Linked DNA regions of Mus musculus: region 1 is linked to region 2. A link is a loop called in an ENCODE intact Hi-C map of the cell type or tissue named here. Cell type or tissue: left cerebral cortex. All regions are shown on one strand.

What was found. Peaks named below come from ENCODE experiments on the same cell type or tissue, not always from the same donor. Only the 100,000 strongest peaks of a DNase experiment are listed, where the experiment ranks them.
Region 1: a loop joins it to region 2, with 2.5 times the contacts of the local background. A loop is called at or near these places in 8 of 42 quality-filtered maps.

The regions. Positions count from the first base shown.
Region 1 is chr4:108,067,139-108,075,138 of GRCm38, forward strand. Scp2 (sterol carrier protein 2, liver) reads right to left here. Exons shown (of 16, transcript NM_011327.4): 11 at 7,218-7,325; 12 at 4,119-4,272. Among named protein-coding and RNA genes, the nearest start is that of Mir6397, 16 kb to the right of the region's middle. In left cerebral cortex, a CTCF peak has its summit at 4,255; DNase peaks (open chromatin) are centred at 4,325 and 5,120; H3K4me3 peaks cover 1,584 bases; H3K27ac peaks cover 543 bases.
Region 2 is chr4:107,934,290-107,942,289 of GRCm38, forward strand. Gm40221 (a long non-coding RNA gene) reads left to right here and starts at 3,182. Exons shown (of 3, transcript XR_867994.1): 1 at 3,182-3,234. In left cerebral cortex, a CTCF peak has its summit at 3,135 (motif pointing right); DNase peaks (open chromatin) are centred at 3,230, 4,093, 5,153 and 6,788; H3K27ac peaks cover 820 bases.

The DNA.
Region 1 (8,000 bases), 130 kb after region 2:
ATAATACAGGCACCTGCATACAACAATGCCTAAATTCTTACAACTCTAGATACAAAATTCTAGTAGAAATTAAATTGTAATTGGTTTTTACTTGAATTTGGTAAACACAAGTTTACTGGACTAAATCTACCACCATTAATGCTGGAAAGGGCTTACAGACTAAAGAACATTCTCGTCTGTGTTTGGATTCCCACTAGGTAAGAGGGAAGTTTCACTGTAAGGCCCTCAGCTCTGTATCGGTGGTGTCACAGACTGGGAGTGCAGAGAAGTCATGAAACAGGAACCAGCTAACACCTAGCTTGGTTAGCTGATCACCCACATATCTTCAGAGTTGGTACTTCACGGTATGCGGGGTTTTAGATGGGGAAGCGCTGCTCGGTGCTGGGGCACCTTCCTAGCACACAACCCCCTGGGTTTAATACCCAGCAAGCCAAAGCACCTAGTGTGTTCAAGGCACATACCAAGCCTTCAGAAAGTGGTGGTTGGACTAGGCATGGTGGCTCATGCCTGTAAAACCACTCGGGAGTCAGAAGCAGGTGGATAAGGCCTTCCTGGACTACACTGCAAAACCCCACCGAAACAAAGAAAATGGAGGGAGGGGATCTGGTTGTTAAAGAACTTTTACAACTCAATAACCCAGTTTTTCCGTTACTAAAGGCACTGACAGAGGGACAGTTCTCCAAGGATGACACACAGATTGCGAATAAGCGGGAATAAGAGGAAATGGTGTTCAGAAAATGATTAGCTACTGAGGAGATGTGAACCAAATTGTGAGGTATCACACCCAGGAGGACTGCTCATAAAAGACAGTGAGGTCGAGGGTATGGAGAGGGGAGCTTTCATGCAAATGGGGTAGTATTCAGCCTTTGAAAATAACACGTTCAACCAAAGAAGCCAGTCATGAAAGAATAATGCCATTTGACTTCCTTTATATGAAATATGCAGAGTAGGCAAATCCAGAGACAGGGAGTTTGTGTGCAGTTGTCAAACTACCAGTGGGACAGACTGGAAGTGAAAGCACTTAGGCTATGTGTTGGGGGTTGAGGGGCGGAGGAGAGTGAAAATGTTTTAAAATTATCACCTGTTCTGATTAGAGAGGGTTATGAAATGCATGCAAACACTGGGGAGCAAAGTTCCCAGACAATCAGCAAGTCCCTTTGACCTCAGAGCTGGCAGATGAGCCCATATGACAGGACGGACAACTGGAAGCCTGGGTGTTACAAGAAACCTCTCTGGGATATGATGGGAATGCAATAGATGCCCCTTAACCAAGCTGTGGACTGTGTCAAGGGGTATTTCCCAGGTTATACTAAAAAGTCAAGGTCACTTTTCCCAAACTCCTGAGTGATACCAGAATTCAATAAGACCATTTCAACCACTTAACCAGAGGCCTGAACTAGAGGCACAGCAAAGAAGAAGGGCAAATCCACTGGGGAAGAAATTCACAGTTCGTCCAGCGGCTGCAGGGTAGGGTGGGTGCACTCCAGTAGTTTTCTGAACTCTAAAGTGAATGCTTTCAATATTTCCTAAGTGATGAAAAGGTTAACAGGTAGTGTGATCAAAAACTTAGAAGGCTGCTCTTTCTGGTCACCTCTCCCTCTTTGCCTGGAAAACAACCACCAATAAATAAATAAATAAATAAATAAAACCCCACAAAACAAAAGTGACACCATCTACAAATGGTGCTTAACTAGTTTTCTAAATTCCTGCTCTAACTGCTAAAAACCAGTGGTGAGTATTAACAACACATAAGCCACCTAATATTACCCCTAAGTTTCTACTTAAAAACAAGCTAAACTAATATAATTCACATATGTGTCTCCTGAGAAGGCCTGGCAGTGGCAAGGATGAGCTAGCCAGCAGCCATGTATGGTGGGTGTCTCAGCATCACTTTCCACTAAAGGAAACCAAGACTCCTTGGAGAAATGACGGGGCTAGGCATGGGCCATAGAAAGGACAAGAGGGGCTGCGGACATGGACCCAGATGTGGTTCCCACATCAGGCAGCTTAGAACCACCTATGTAATCCCAGCTTGGGGGGGGGGGGGGGCTGGTGCCTTCACTTACTGCATAGCCAAGCCCAAAAGCACATAAATACTAAAAACTGTAAAAACAAAGTGGAAGAAGAGATTGGAGTAACTTCTCGAGCCAGAAAAGAGAGAAAGGAAGGCCTACACAGACTCGGGGACACAGGGTCACCTTGAGAGGGTCCCCACTGGCCAAACCAGGGGCAGTCACTGCAACAAAATAATTGATACTAAAGGACTGTGATCTCAAGGATAAAATAAGGCCTTGTGACTTCATGCAGTGTATATGAATACACTTAAAGACAGGAAAAGGAGGGAAATTTCTTCCTTAGAGCAGAATATCATCAATGGGAGCTAAAATTAAGAGTGCCTCTATAATTTGCCTTTTTATGATCTCACTGGCAAACTACAGAGGCAGCAAACAGAGCAGGGGTTGCAAGATGGGCAGAGTAAGGGCTGCTGGAAACCTACACAAAGAAATAAAGAGCTGGCTGGGCGAATGCTTTTAATCCCAGGACTTGGGAGGCAGACGCAGGTGGATTCATGAGTTTGAGGCCAGCCTGGTTCACACAGAGTTCCAGGACAGTGTTACATAGTGAGACCCTGTCTCAGCAGAGAGAAAAAGAACCAAAGGACTAGGGAAGCGGGTCATAGAATCATTGTGGACCTCACCTATGGTGGAAATTATACATTGCACCTTTTACATGTGAGAACTTGCAGGCACATACTAAAATGGTGAAGCAAGAAACTCACTGCCTCTAATACAAAGCTAGCCTGGTCTGGTCTAAGGTGTGAGACTGCTTAAAAAAAAAAAAAAAGGCTGTGGACAAACTTCCTAATTTTACTCTAAAGAAAACGAAATATCTATGACAATTATACTGACTGTGTTGGCTTTTCATAGCTTGATTATTTTTCCCCTAAGGGGTTTCATCTCAAGTGTGAACTGCATGGTGTTCCAGGGTCATCAGCATAGAACTGATGAATCAGATTGAGGAAGAAACAAGATGAGCCCTCTAAGGACTGCAAAAGAGCATGGGTATTTGAAAGAAGAAACTCTTAAGTTTAAGATGTTATCTTAATGTTTGAAACAAAAACAAAATTCTGGGCAGAAAAAGAAGAGTGAGACCAGAGAGAGGAAAAACCATCCCGAAGTTTGTAAAAGTTAAAGACTATATAGTAGATAGTGGCCCCTATCCTTTGTAGGACAAACTGTATAAGAAAACGATTAAGTAATCACCAGGAATTTCAAGAGAAAAGGAGCACATTCGTGTTAAAAAGTTACAGGGTGGTTAAAGGAGGAAAGACATAGCTAGCCAAGGATAATCAACTCAGAACACACCAGACCTCCAAACAGACCCTGAGGTGGTTCACTGCGAAAGGCTCATCATGAAAGAGAATAATTAAAGCAAGAGGAAAAAAAGATTTTGTGGACTAAGAAAGATTCTCTGGTGTAAGATAACAGGGGCAAGGAGCCAGTGGAGGGAATGCTAGGAAGATTCAAGAGGGTATACATAGTAGCTAGTACAGGTGGTTGGAAACCACGCACACAGAGGAACGCTGGGCCTTGGAAAAGGAGGAAGAGAACCCGGAGAGGCTGCAAGGAAAACAGGAATCCCAGAAGGCTGGGACAAGAGGTAACGACAGAGGCAGAGACTGCAAAGACAGGAAGCAAGCAAGCCCCTGGAATTCCAACAGCAACGAGGGCTTGATTCAGAAACACATTTTCCAGGTTCCAATGGCACATGTAGTTGGTGGCTTTCTCTGACAGCAGCCAGAAGCCAAGGAGAAAGCCAACTGTGAGAAAGGCAAGCAAAAGGTGACTAGTCTACATTCCGCAGGCTTGTGGGCCAGCACTCCTGGCTTCGCTGCCTCTTTCTGAACAAATTTTCCTAAGGTTGTCTCGGCTTAAAAACTAAGTCTTAACTTTTAAAACCACGTTAACGAAGTTATGTCATACTTTCCCTTAAATGCTTAATATGTGGTTGGGGTTTGGTTTTTGTTGTTGTTGTTGTTGTTTGTTTTTTTTAATATGCAAGCGTCACTTATTGTAAAGCATGAGGACAAAAGTGACAGAACTTAGAATGTCACTTACCTGGCAGCTTCGGGAAAACCCATCCTGTAGAGGGTGACAACCACAGCTCCTCCGAGGCCTAGATTGTGCTGCAGAGCCACCTTTGCCCCGGGAACCTGCCTCTTTCCGGCTTCGCCTCTCAGCTGCCAGCAGAGCTCCGCGCACTGAGCCAGACCTGGCGAGTCGAGCACAGAGCGTCCCGGGCCGCGTTAGAGCGCAGACTCCGCCCACCCGCGCCAGCGAGCCGCTAGTTGGGACTTCCCGCCAAAGCCACGCACGCCTGCAGAGCTTAAAGCCCAAGATTCACAGCTAGTTCCCACGCTAAGAGAATTAGCATTTAAGAAAGACTCGAGTTCAGGAAATCAACACTTGCATTTTCAACCCATTTTTTTCCGGGTGTGTTGAAATGGAAAACACAGTGTCTAGTGGTGCACACTTTTAAACCCTGCACTCAGAAGACAGGCAGGCGGATCTCTTGAGAGTTCAAGGCCAGCCTGGTCTACAGTTTGAGTTCCAGGACAGCCAATGCCACAGCAAGATTCTGTCTCAAATAAATAAATAAATAAAATAAAATAAAAAGTGAAAGAAAATTTTGAGATGGGACATTTTGAAAAAGCAATGAGATCAAATTGAACTCAAGATGCTTGTGATATGAAGTGGGAAAATGAGGTGGGCGTAGGGAATGATCTACAACACTAAAAATATTTGAAGTAGTCATAAGGAATTCTTATTTTATATTTACTTAAAATACATGTAATACATATAAGTGTATTTGCATACATACATATGTATATACACTTTGTTTAAGTGATGCCATACCACTTGGGGTAATAGTGCCCGTTCCAGGAGCCACAGACTATCTAATAAAAAGCCCTGTGCCATGCATGAATTGTTTGGTCCAGGGAGATCAAGCTTGATTTCATCCCAGAAGTCAAAGGTAAGTGTCTATTGCGAAAGATAGCACACACACTTGAACACAGGACTCGAGAAGTCGAGCTGGAACTAATCCAAAAGCCTCCTGGGGCCTAGCTTTCATAGTACCAGAAGGTGCTATGCTATGCAAGCTGGAAGTGGGAGGAGGGCCAGGATCAACAGACCTAATCACCTGTGGTGCCTATGAGCCACAGAAATGATATCTCTACACAGCAAGATATCTCTAAAGGTTCAATAAAGACATGTAGTCCCTCCCACCTCTACCCCTCTGTGTAGCCTTGTCTGTCCTGGAACTAGTTCTGTAGACCAGGCTGGCCTAGAACTCACAGAGATCTGCCTGCCTCCCCAAAGTGCTCAGATTAAAAGCATGCACTACCAGTGCCCAGCTGACCTTTATATCTTGATGGTAAATATACACACTCACACATAATTAAAAATAAACCAAGGTGGGGTTGGGGGGAGACATGCTTTTAACCCCAGCACTCAGGAGGCAGAGGCAGGCAAATCTATGTTTGAGGCCATCTTGATCTACAGAGTGAGTTCCAGAACAGCCAGGGCTACACAGAGAAGCCCTGTCTTGAATAAACAAACAAATGAATAAAATAAATACATAAGTGAAATTAAAATAAATCTTGCAAAAGACTTAAATTAAATATGAGGGTGTGACAACCCTGGAGGGCAGACTCTGGCAAATGGAAGATGCTTCCATCACACCCCTGAGCATCTGTGACAGACTTTCATAGAGAAATGGTTCCATAGAAGAGAGAAATGAATAAATGATATAAATTTATTTTATATCATTTCTTAAATGATAATAAATGAACCAAAGAAGAAACAAAAGAAGAACACAGCAGCAAGGCAGTGCACACACTGCAGCTAGCTGGTGTGCTCAGTCTGTCCGCCTGGCCCAACCCTCATTTATCTTTTTTCTGGAAGACTTTGGTACCCAGGGCCTTCTATATCCTAAACAAGTCAAGCACAGTATCCTACCGTAAAGCAACAGCACCCGTACCCTGACACACTGCCTTCCTTCCTCCTCCCCCAACACAACATCTAGCTCTTCTATTTTCTACTGCATTATAAGCTTATGAAATCTTGAGTGTTTCATTGGTGTCGTTTATTGTTGGTTTTTGGAAACAGCCCTGGCTGTTGTGGAACTCACTCTGTAGACTAGGCTGGCTTCAACTGACTCACAGAGATCCTTCAGCCTCTGTCTCCTGACTGCTGGAATTAAAGATGTGCATCACCAAGCCCCGCTGAAATTTTGAATCTTAAGTAGAAATACAATAAAGTTAACTAATAAGTAGATTGTTAATTATAACTTCTCTATTGTAAAACTGCAAGAACTTAAAATAGTCCACTAATCAATAAGACACGATAAGATAAAGAAGAAACACAATCATCTATACAATACCATCTGTCTTTACAGAAATAAACCACAGAGTTTTACCACTAAGTTACCTTAGAAACTCCAATACAGAAGATGTCAATTTTTTTAGCTAAAGATTTAACAGTCAAAGTGATTAATTTCCAGTGGGCAGTGAAGCCATAGTAAAATTTTAATTTCAGAATTCCTAGTCCAGTTTTCTCGAGAGAAAATGAGTTCCATGCAGTGCTAAGGAGGCATCCAACAACACACAATGTGTTCATCTGGAACCATCTTACCTGGTGACTCTAGTAAGCTCTCTGTTAGGAAACATCTTGTTAGCTAAGTGCACTGCAGCTAACGAGAAATCAAATGACTGCAGTTAAAAAGCATTAAAAACCCGTCACCATCTGAGTTCAAAGAATGCAAGCACACTGAAATCACAGACTTCAGCCACTCATGGTGGCTCACACCTATCATCCCAGCACTTGGGAGGGGCAGGTAGGGGGACTGCTTTAAGTTTAAGGTCGTCCTGAATCATATAGTGATTCATATAGGTCAACCTGGGACTGGGTTGTCTCAGACAATGAAAACAGTGGTCAGAAAGATGGCTCAGCAGATAAAGACATGTGCCACCATGCTGGGTGACCCGAGTTTTATCCCCAGGCTTGCATAAAATTAGAAAGAGAGAGCCAGTTCTCTCACTTGTGTGCCATGGAACATGAATGTGCACATATACGTTCACAAAAACAAAACAAAACAAAACCAAAAAACAACAGATTAGGGCCTAAAGTATAATTCTGACAAGAATGCATTGTCACCTGTTGCGCCCAGTGGGTGTCCCTTTGAGATGAGGCCTCCACTAGGGTTGATGACCCACTTTCCTCCGTAAGTGTTGTCCCCTCTGTCCACCAGGGTTCCACCTTGTCCTGTGGAAGAAAAAGTTAATATTCACAAATGTTAAAATATAACATTGGGCAGATGGCATGATTGTTTAATTCTTCCACATAGCCAAGGATTTCTTAATATAAACATTTCTTAAGCACTTAATTAAGTGTTGCAAATGCTTCTAAGTGTTGAGTAATAATATTGAGACATAAAGGCTTATCTTTCAAGAATGGATTGCATGAAATAAGCACTTGGTAGTTCCTAATAGCCCTGTGGTTTCCAAATTGCCCTGACTGTAACAGAGAGGCAGAAAAGAACTGATGTGGTCAAAATAAATATTCTGTAACATTTTAACTAAAAATTATGGTTTCAAAAGTTTTAATTTTCCAAAATGGCATCTATTTTTTCTCTTGTTTCAGTTGTAAAACTGTGTGATATATATATTTTTTAATTAAAAAAAAAGTACGCTGGCTGTGGTAGTATATGCCTTTAATCTCAGCACGTGGAAGGCAGAGGCAAGCAGATCTCTGAGTTTGAGCCTAGCCTAGCCTACTGAGCAAATCTTAGGATAGCCGGGAAACCCTGTCTTGGAAAGCAAAAATGGGGCTGGAGAGACTGCTCAGTGGTTAAGAGCATTGACTGTTCTTCCCAGAGGTCCTGAGTTCAATTCCCAGCAACCATATGGTGGCTCACAACCATCTGTAATGAGATCTGAC
Region 2 (8,000 bases):
GCTGCCTTCAGAACACTCCAGAAGAGGGAATCAGATCTCGTTATGGATGGTTGTGAGCCACCATGTGGTTGCTGGGATTTGAACTCTGGACCTTTGGAAGAGCAGTCGGGTGCTCTTACCCACTGAGCCATCTCACAGCCCAATTTTTTTTTTAAATATGATATACCGTCTGGTTTTCAGCCTCTTTCACACCATCCCCTTCCCCACCATCCCTCTCCCCAACATCTCTCTCTCCCTGACATCCCTCTCTCCCTGGCACCTCTCTCTCCCTGGCATCTCTCCCCACCTTCCCTTTCCCCACCTTCCCTCTCCCCACCATCTCTCTCTCCCTGACATCCCTCTCTCCCTGTCATCTCTCCCCACCTTCCCTCTCCCCACCTTCCCTCTCCCCACCATCTCTCTCTCCCTGACATCTCTCTCTAGCCCCTCAGGTCACCTCTTATTCTCTCTCCCTGGCCAGGCCACTCCAATCATCTCTAATGGTTCCGTTTCACTTCCTTGAGCCCCCAGTGTGTGAGCCAGATGGACATACCTACAGCCTTGATTTCCCCACAGCTTAAAACCAAACCAAACCAAAAAGTGACTCCATATTCCCAGTGACTCAGGAAGAAAAGTGATAAAGTTCGAATCTTGAATTCTGTCTCACTCAAAGATTTTAGGAAGTTCTGTTTGCATTTCCATGGGAACATCTCTAGAAACAAGTCTCTTAAAAAAAAAAAAAACTTCTCAACTTTATTTTTACACATGTTCGAGGTTTGCCTACATATGTCTATGTTCATGCAGTGCTCACAGAGGCTAGAAGAGGGCACTGGATCGCCTGGGACTGGAGTTACAGGCACGTGTGAGCTGCCACATGGGTGCTGAGAATCAAGCTCAGGTCCTCTGCAGGAGCAGCCAGTGCTGGGCCATCTCTCCAGCCCCTCCAGTCACCGTCTGTCTCTTTGACTAGTTCCAACCATCATGGCCTCTGTGGGATCATACTGTGTGCCTGGCACTTTCCATGTGCTTTACATACATTAATTCATTGCCTCTTCACCTCAGCCCTGTGACATGGTATTATTATTTCTCCACTTTACAAGGGAGGAGCCTGAAGAAGCCCCGAGAGGCTGAATGACTTTCCCACGTCCTTCAGATGGGAGGAAGTGAAGTGAGACTCCAACTTCTCCTTTTGGCTCTCTGACCATCTGGTCACACATAGCACCCAAAGTCATGAATGAAATGTCAGAGCAGGCCCATTCTTTACTTAAAGCCCCTCAGTGGCTCGCCCAGCTCACTCACAGTGAAACTAAAGCCTTATAATGGCCACAGTGTCAACACTGGGGATTAACCATGACTGTCAGGCCATTCTGTTGCCATGTTTGTCTAGGGAGTTTTATTGGGATGCAGTCCTACCCACTCTTTAAAAAGAAGAAAAGAAGTATTTCTTTCTTTTTTTTTTTTTTTTTTTTTTTTTTGGTTTTTCTGAGACAGGGTTTCTCTGTGTAGCTCTGGCTGCCCTGGAACTTACTCTGTAGACCAGGCTGGCCTCGAACTCAGAAATCCGCCTGCCTCTGCCTCCCAAGTGCTGGGATTAAAGGCGTGCACCACCATGCCCAGCCCAGTATTTAATTTTCATGATGCGTGTATATACATAAGTGTGAGTGTGGGTATGAGTGTGTATGTGTGTGTGTGTGTACTCATGTGTGCTCATGGAGGCCAGAATAAGGCATGAGATCCTCTGGAACTGGAGTTACTGATGGTTATAATCGATCCGACATGGGTACTGGAAATGGGATCCAGATCCTCTAGAAGAGCAGCAAGCTCTCAGAACCACTGAGCCATCTCTGCAGCACCTCCCCTCCCCCCCACCCCCACCCCCCATCTCTAAGGCACCTCCCTCCCCCTGCCCCGCTCCATCCTTTCACATAATCTGCAGCTGCTTCATACTACTGTGGCCAAGTTGCATAGCCAGTTCTAAGAGACCACAAAGTCTGAATGTTAAATGTTAAGTATCTGTTCTCTCTACTTTTCCTTCTCCCTCTCCCTCCCCACTTTCTGTATGTGTGTGTCTTTCTCTCTTACACACACACACACACACACACACACACACACTCACCTCACGGGACTTGATTCTGCTCCAGTCACTCTAGTCTCCTGGCCTCCGTGCTGCTGGGCTCTGCCCTTGCTGGTCTTTCTGCCGGGACTTGGGATCCTGGACCCCCTTGCTCCCATTGGTCCTTTACTCAGCCTCTTGCCAGGGCCTTCCCCAACACCTTATAGGAAGTCCAGAACTATTCACGTCCACATTCTCTGTCTTCTGCTCCTGCTTTGTTGTTTCCCGTGGCCCTCAGCATCATCTCAAACAGAACCTCCCAGAGTCTTTTCCTATATTGTCTGTGGCTGGAATGCCCAGAGAGCCGTGTCTGGAATGAAGTCAGCGGCTCAGTCAATCTCTGAAGAACAAATGAGCCGCTTGGCAATTGTCTGCTGACCAGTGTCCCTGTTCCTTGTGTTTTCTCTCCTTGGGTCTGGCTCTGTGATTCCTAATCATCCTAAAGTCAGGGATTTGCCTTCTAGCACAATCCACTCCCTGAGAGGAATAGCCGGCCCTCCATGACCTGGCCCTGTGCCTCCTCCCAAGCTGTAGTTCTCTCTCTCTCTCTCTCTCTCTCTCTCTCTCTCTCTCTCTCTCTCTCTCTCTCTCTCTCTCTCTCTCTCTCGTAGCCCATGCTGGCCTCAAGTGTGCTATGTAATGGAGGATGGCCTTGAACCTCCAGCTCCTGAGTGCTGGAATTGCAAGCATGTGTCACCACAACAGCCTCTGCTGTCCACTTCTGTCAGTTCTTTTAGAAAACCCCTCCCAAACCCGGATTGCATGGCCCTTATTCTCAGGAGCCTCCTAGCTCCTCCTTCCTAAAGTCCCATCAAGTTCAAATGCATGGTACCCACCCAAACCACAGCCCTCACAGGCATGGGCAACTGACTCAAGTTTAAGTTGTTGGAATATAAAATCCTGCTGTATAAAATACTAATACATTTTGATCATGTGTCTGTAACTTTAAAATATATAACTCTTCTCAATTTAAATAAACGTTAATTACAATGCAATTTCAAAGGGGCTATCCAAGTCCATTGCAAATAGTATTTGCAGTCTGGCCACGCGGGGGCACCACTTTAGCTGGTAAACAGAAATCCCTGGGCCTGGGCTGCCAGCTGCATCTCCTCAAGCTGTTGTTTATACACGCCAGCATCTCGGTGAGTAATGGTGGGAGTTTATTTAGTTCTTGTGCATTTAAATTCTCTTTAAGTATCTTATACTGATGTCATCCAGACACTCCAGAAGCCTTGGGACTACTGTGTGTGCTCACAAATGCAGCTGTGCCATCATTAGTCACAACTGTGGGGAGGTTGGACGCCTCAAGCTTCCCAATGCAGAAAGCAGAGAACATGCTAAGAGCTTACAGAAGGATGCTCTCCGGAAAGCACATCCACTGGAAATACCCTGTCCTGTTTGCAAGAGATTGTTCTTGGCTGCTTGCTCAGAACTCCTTATAGAGACCCTGGGTTAGCTGCTTGTCCAGCAGGGAAGCTCAAAGGCCATGGAGTGAGACTTTGTGGCTTTAAATCCTGACCCCATCACTACTAAGCAGTGGTTCATTGTCAAGTCATGAGTTCCCTGCTTCTCATTTCCTTTTCTGTAAAATGGGGTTGCAGCTACACAATTCCAAGGGCTAACTGGGTATTCCCTACAGAGGCTTGGGACAGAGGGCATGCTTTTTAACTGTGAGCCATCTTTTCTTTAGTATCCTTACTCTGAGCTTGCCAACCCCAAGATGGAGTTCCCCGGTGTCTTCTTGTGTTGGCCCATGTGTTGATTGCTTGACCCAAAGAATCAGTGATCTTGGTCTTTTGCCAATTCCTGGTTGAAATTCAGGAAGAACATTTGGGCTTTCCTGGAGGTGTAGGGGAGGGAGCATTCCTCTCCCAAGCCAGTGTGGTCTTGGGGCACTGCCAATCATAAACACATTCATCTCTTTCCAACCTGGGTTTTTCTAGGCTCTGGGTATCCTGAAGCCTGGGACCGTGTGGTTGGTCCTAACACAGGGCACAATGCCCGGAGAGCATGCAGTTTGAACAGTGTGAATGGTAAGAAGTGTTCTGCATGCCCAGAAGTGGAACAAAATCTGAGTGGGAAGATGGAAACTAAAAGTCAGCCTAAGTTGCCCATTGTAGGCTTTATATGTTTCAGACAGAGGTGGGGGCAAATGAAGAAAAAATCAGGGAAAAGGGTCAGTCAATAGGCAAATAGGTAGGGTGGGACTAGTGGAGGCAGTAGTGGGTGACAGTAGAAGTGACAGTAGAGGGTGACAGTCTACTGAATACTGAGCAGGTTCTCTGCTTTCCAATGACTTGCATGGCTCTCAAGAGGTGACAATCACCCAGGCAAATGAAGCCTCAGGTAGGCTGCCATCGATTGATCCCATATTGACTCATTGATGGGGAAGGCATCTGTATAAGTCACGATTTCCCAGAGAAACAGAACCTGCAGAGTGTGTGTGGAGAGAGGCTGATGTTCACATGGAATTGGCTTGCACATATGTGGTAGTAAAGTTCCCCAAATCTCCCAGGGAGGCAGACAAGCTGATTGATGGAGGGCAAATTCCTTTTCCCAAAGATCATATATTTAAATGTCAATCTGACTGCAAACACCTTGGCAGAAGCATCCAGAATAATATTTAATCAATTATCTAAGCACTGTGGTCCAGCCAAATTGATATAAAAAATTAACCATCAAAGAATGTAAAGATTTATTCAGCTGTGTCCTGATTTAAACAGTCCATCTGTGGGAGACATGCTGTGTCTGTCTGTCTCTCCACATACATGTATGAACACACACACACAGTTACTTCAGGGAAATTCAGGGGACCATTGGCCCCATTCTGCCCGAGCAAGTCTTCCACCTAATGTGTTCTTCTATCAGCCCTGTAGTCAGTCACACTTGTAGAGAGGAAGTGGGATCAGTTCTCTGGGTTCCCCTTCCTGTACCTCCCCTCCCTACATCTCACCCACCAGGTTTAAGGAGGACAGTAATGTGCATCTTCTTGGTGGAGGGTGGAGTGGGCAGGGAACAGGTGGTGTGTTCAAATTGGCTATTTGAGGACATTTGAGTAAAGGTCAGGCTTACAAAGATGTGAAGGACTCATAACTAGGGAGTCCCTAAGTTGCCTAGTAACATGGGCATCATCATCACCAAGGCCTGCCACCTCTGCAGTGGTTACTTGCATGGAGAGGCCATGTGACCTTGCTCAGAATATACCCAGCCTTAGGTGGCCCCAGAAGAAGACAGCAGTGGGATATATGGCAACCCCACTTTCCTGTCTTCTTCGTTCTAATCCTACCCTCATGATCTGCGTGCACCCCACCTGAAGCTGAAGACCAGCCCTAGTGTGTCTTCATAGGTCAGCTTCTGGGATGGAGGGACAGGATGGAGAAGGCAAGAGGGGATGTGAAAGAGGACCTTGGAGCCACTTGGAATAGTGGCAGAGAGCTCTCCCTCTCCAAGCCTGCCCTTCTCTTCTCTCCCTCAGAGCTGGGCAGAGGAGGAGTGGGGCACTGTTAACCTCAAATCCCTCTCTGAGGTATCTGCTGTGTGTCCTTAGGCCTTGATGCTTTCACACAAGAGGAGAGCCCCCGCCTCCTCTTCTGTCTCCCCTTCCTCCTCATTTCCTGGTCCTCTCTACTTCCTCTTCCTCTCACTCTCTTCCTCCCCTTTCTCTTTTGATTTTTATACAAGGTCTGACCATGTAACTCTGACTGGCCTTGAATTTGTAATCCTCCTGTCTCAGTCTCCTGAGTGCTAGGTGTCTGGTCCCAAGATATCCCTTTTCCCAAAGTCTAGCCTTTAGAAAAAAGCCTGCACCCTATCAGGGACTTCGGAAAATAGCTTCTACCTGTTTAAAGGAAGGGTTCTCCTTTTCTTCCATTAACATATGCCTGAGGTGCCCATTCTCATATCCTAGACCTGTGGTTGCTTCTAGGCTCCTTCAATCTCTACTCAACAGATACTTGTTACACACCTGTTCTCCACCCCAGTTTACATGTTCCCCTCCACCCAGGTAGCCGTTCTCCTTTAAACCCTGGAAATATGACACCCTGTATCCCCAGTCCCCTACTCTCCACCCCCACCGCCACCCTCAGTTGGTCTCTCTGTTTTCCCTAGAGACACCCTTGGCAATTTGGACTAAACTTTTCCCTTTTTACCCACAGAGTGTGTCTGTTTTTACTTTTTACTTTTCTTTTTAAGCAGTCTGTAGAATTTTATTAAGCAGTATTACCGAAAGCATGAGTTTTCTTTTTTCCCCATTAATATATTTGTTTATTTGCTTTACATCCCTATGACCACTGCCTCCCCTCTTCTTAATCCCTCTCACACAGTCCCTCCCCCACTCCCTCCTCTTCTCCTTTGAGAGGGTGGAGGCCCACCTGGGTATCTCCCAACCTTGGCACATCAGTCTCTGCAGGGCTAGGTGCATCCTCTCCTCCTGAGGCCAGACAAGGCAGCCCTATTTTGGCTTCTTTACTGCACCCATTTCAATCACTAGGAATACAGACTGCACTGGTATGCTCTATTTCTGGAGCAGTTAAAATCCTCTGTACTAGTTCACGCCAACTGAAAGTTTGCTGGCACCCAGCGCTGCACCGCTCCCCGAGCCCCTCCATAGCTCTACTGCAGTATTTCCTACATATTTAATTTACTCTTGTGTGCTTGTGTGTGTGTGTGTGTGTGTGAGTGTTCATGTGTGGGAGTGCAACTGTGTAGACCAGAGAACAACCTTGGGTGTTGAGCCTTGCCGTCCACTTTGAGAAATGGTCACTTGCTTACAGCCACATATGCCACAGTAGTTGATCTTCCAGGTTTTGAGATTCTCCTGTGTCCACCTCCCACCTCTTCTCCAACCTCCCCGTAGGGCATGCCTGGTGAGTGATGTGTGCTACTATGTTGGGATTTTATGTGGGTTCTAGGGATCTGAACTCAGATCCTCCAATTTGTTCAACAAGCTCTTTACCCACCTAGGCACCAACCCTTACAGCAAGCCACAAGGAGCAAGCCAGAGGAAATTAAGTCTCTGCTTCCAATCATGTAACCATCCCAGGACAGTGGCCTACAGGAGAGTGAAGGCAAGACATGGCCCCCTCCCTGAGGGGGATGCAGTCCTGCTGTGGAGAGCAGATATCCAGTGTGATCCACGTGTGCTGGGGAGTGAAAGGCATTGTGGGTGCACCATGATGATAAATGGTTCTTTCTCTAAGATGTGCATGAAGGTTGCATGAATGTGGTTATGTTGGTGTTGTTTTACGAGGGGGTGGGAGTTGAGACAGGATCTCCAGCATTCCAGACTGGCCTTGAACTTGCTATGCTGCCGAGGATGGCCTTGAACAACTGGTCCCCTTGCCATAGGCTGGCTGCTTTCTTACATTAACATGATACAGCCTATAGTCATTTCAGAAGAGAGAATCTCTATTAAGAAAATGTCCTCACCATATTGACCTATAGGCAGGCCTGTGGGACGTTTTCTTGATTCCTCATTGATATGGTTAATGATTGATACAGGGTGGGGGCAGCCCATTCACCATGGGCAAGCGATCCTGGGCTACATAGAAAAGCAGGCTGAGCAAGCCATAAGGAGCAAGCCAGTAAACAGCACCCCTCTGTGGTCTCTGCTTCAGTCTTTACCCCACGTTCCTGCCCTGCTTGAGGGCCTGCCCTGACTTCCCTCAGTGATGGAGTGTGACCTGAGAATTTAAAGCTGAAAGAAACCCTTTCCTCCCCATGGCTTTTGCTCATGGCGTTTCACCACAGCAACAGAAACCCTGACTAAGTCATTCTGCTTCCTGGATACTGGGCTTACACGTGTGATGAGTCTTAGGGGACCACTGGTTTCATCAGATGGATTGAGAGGAGAGGCCACACCAAACAACGGACATGGAGATGGCTCTGGAAAGGGCACAGGGGGCTGGGA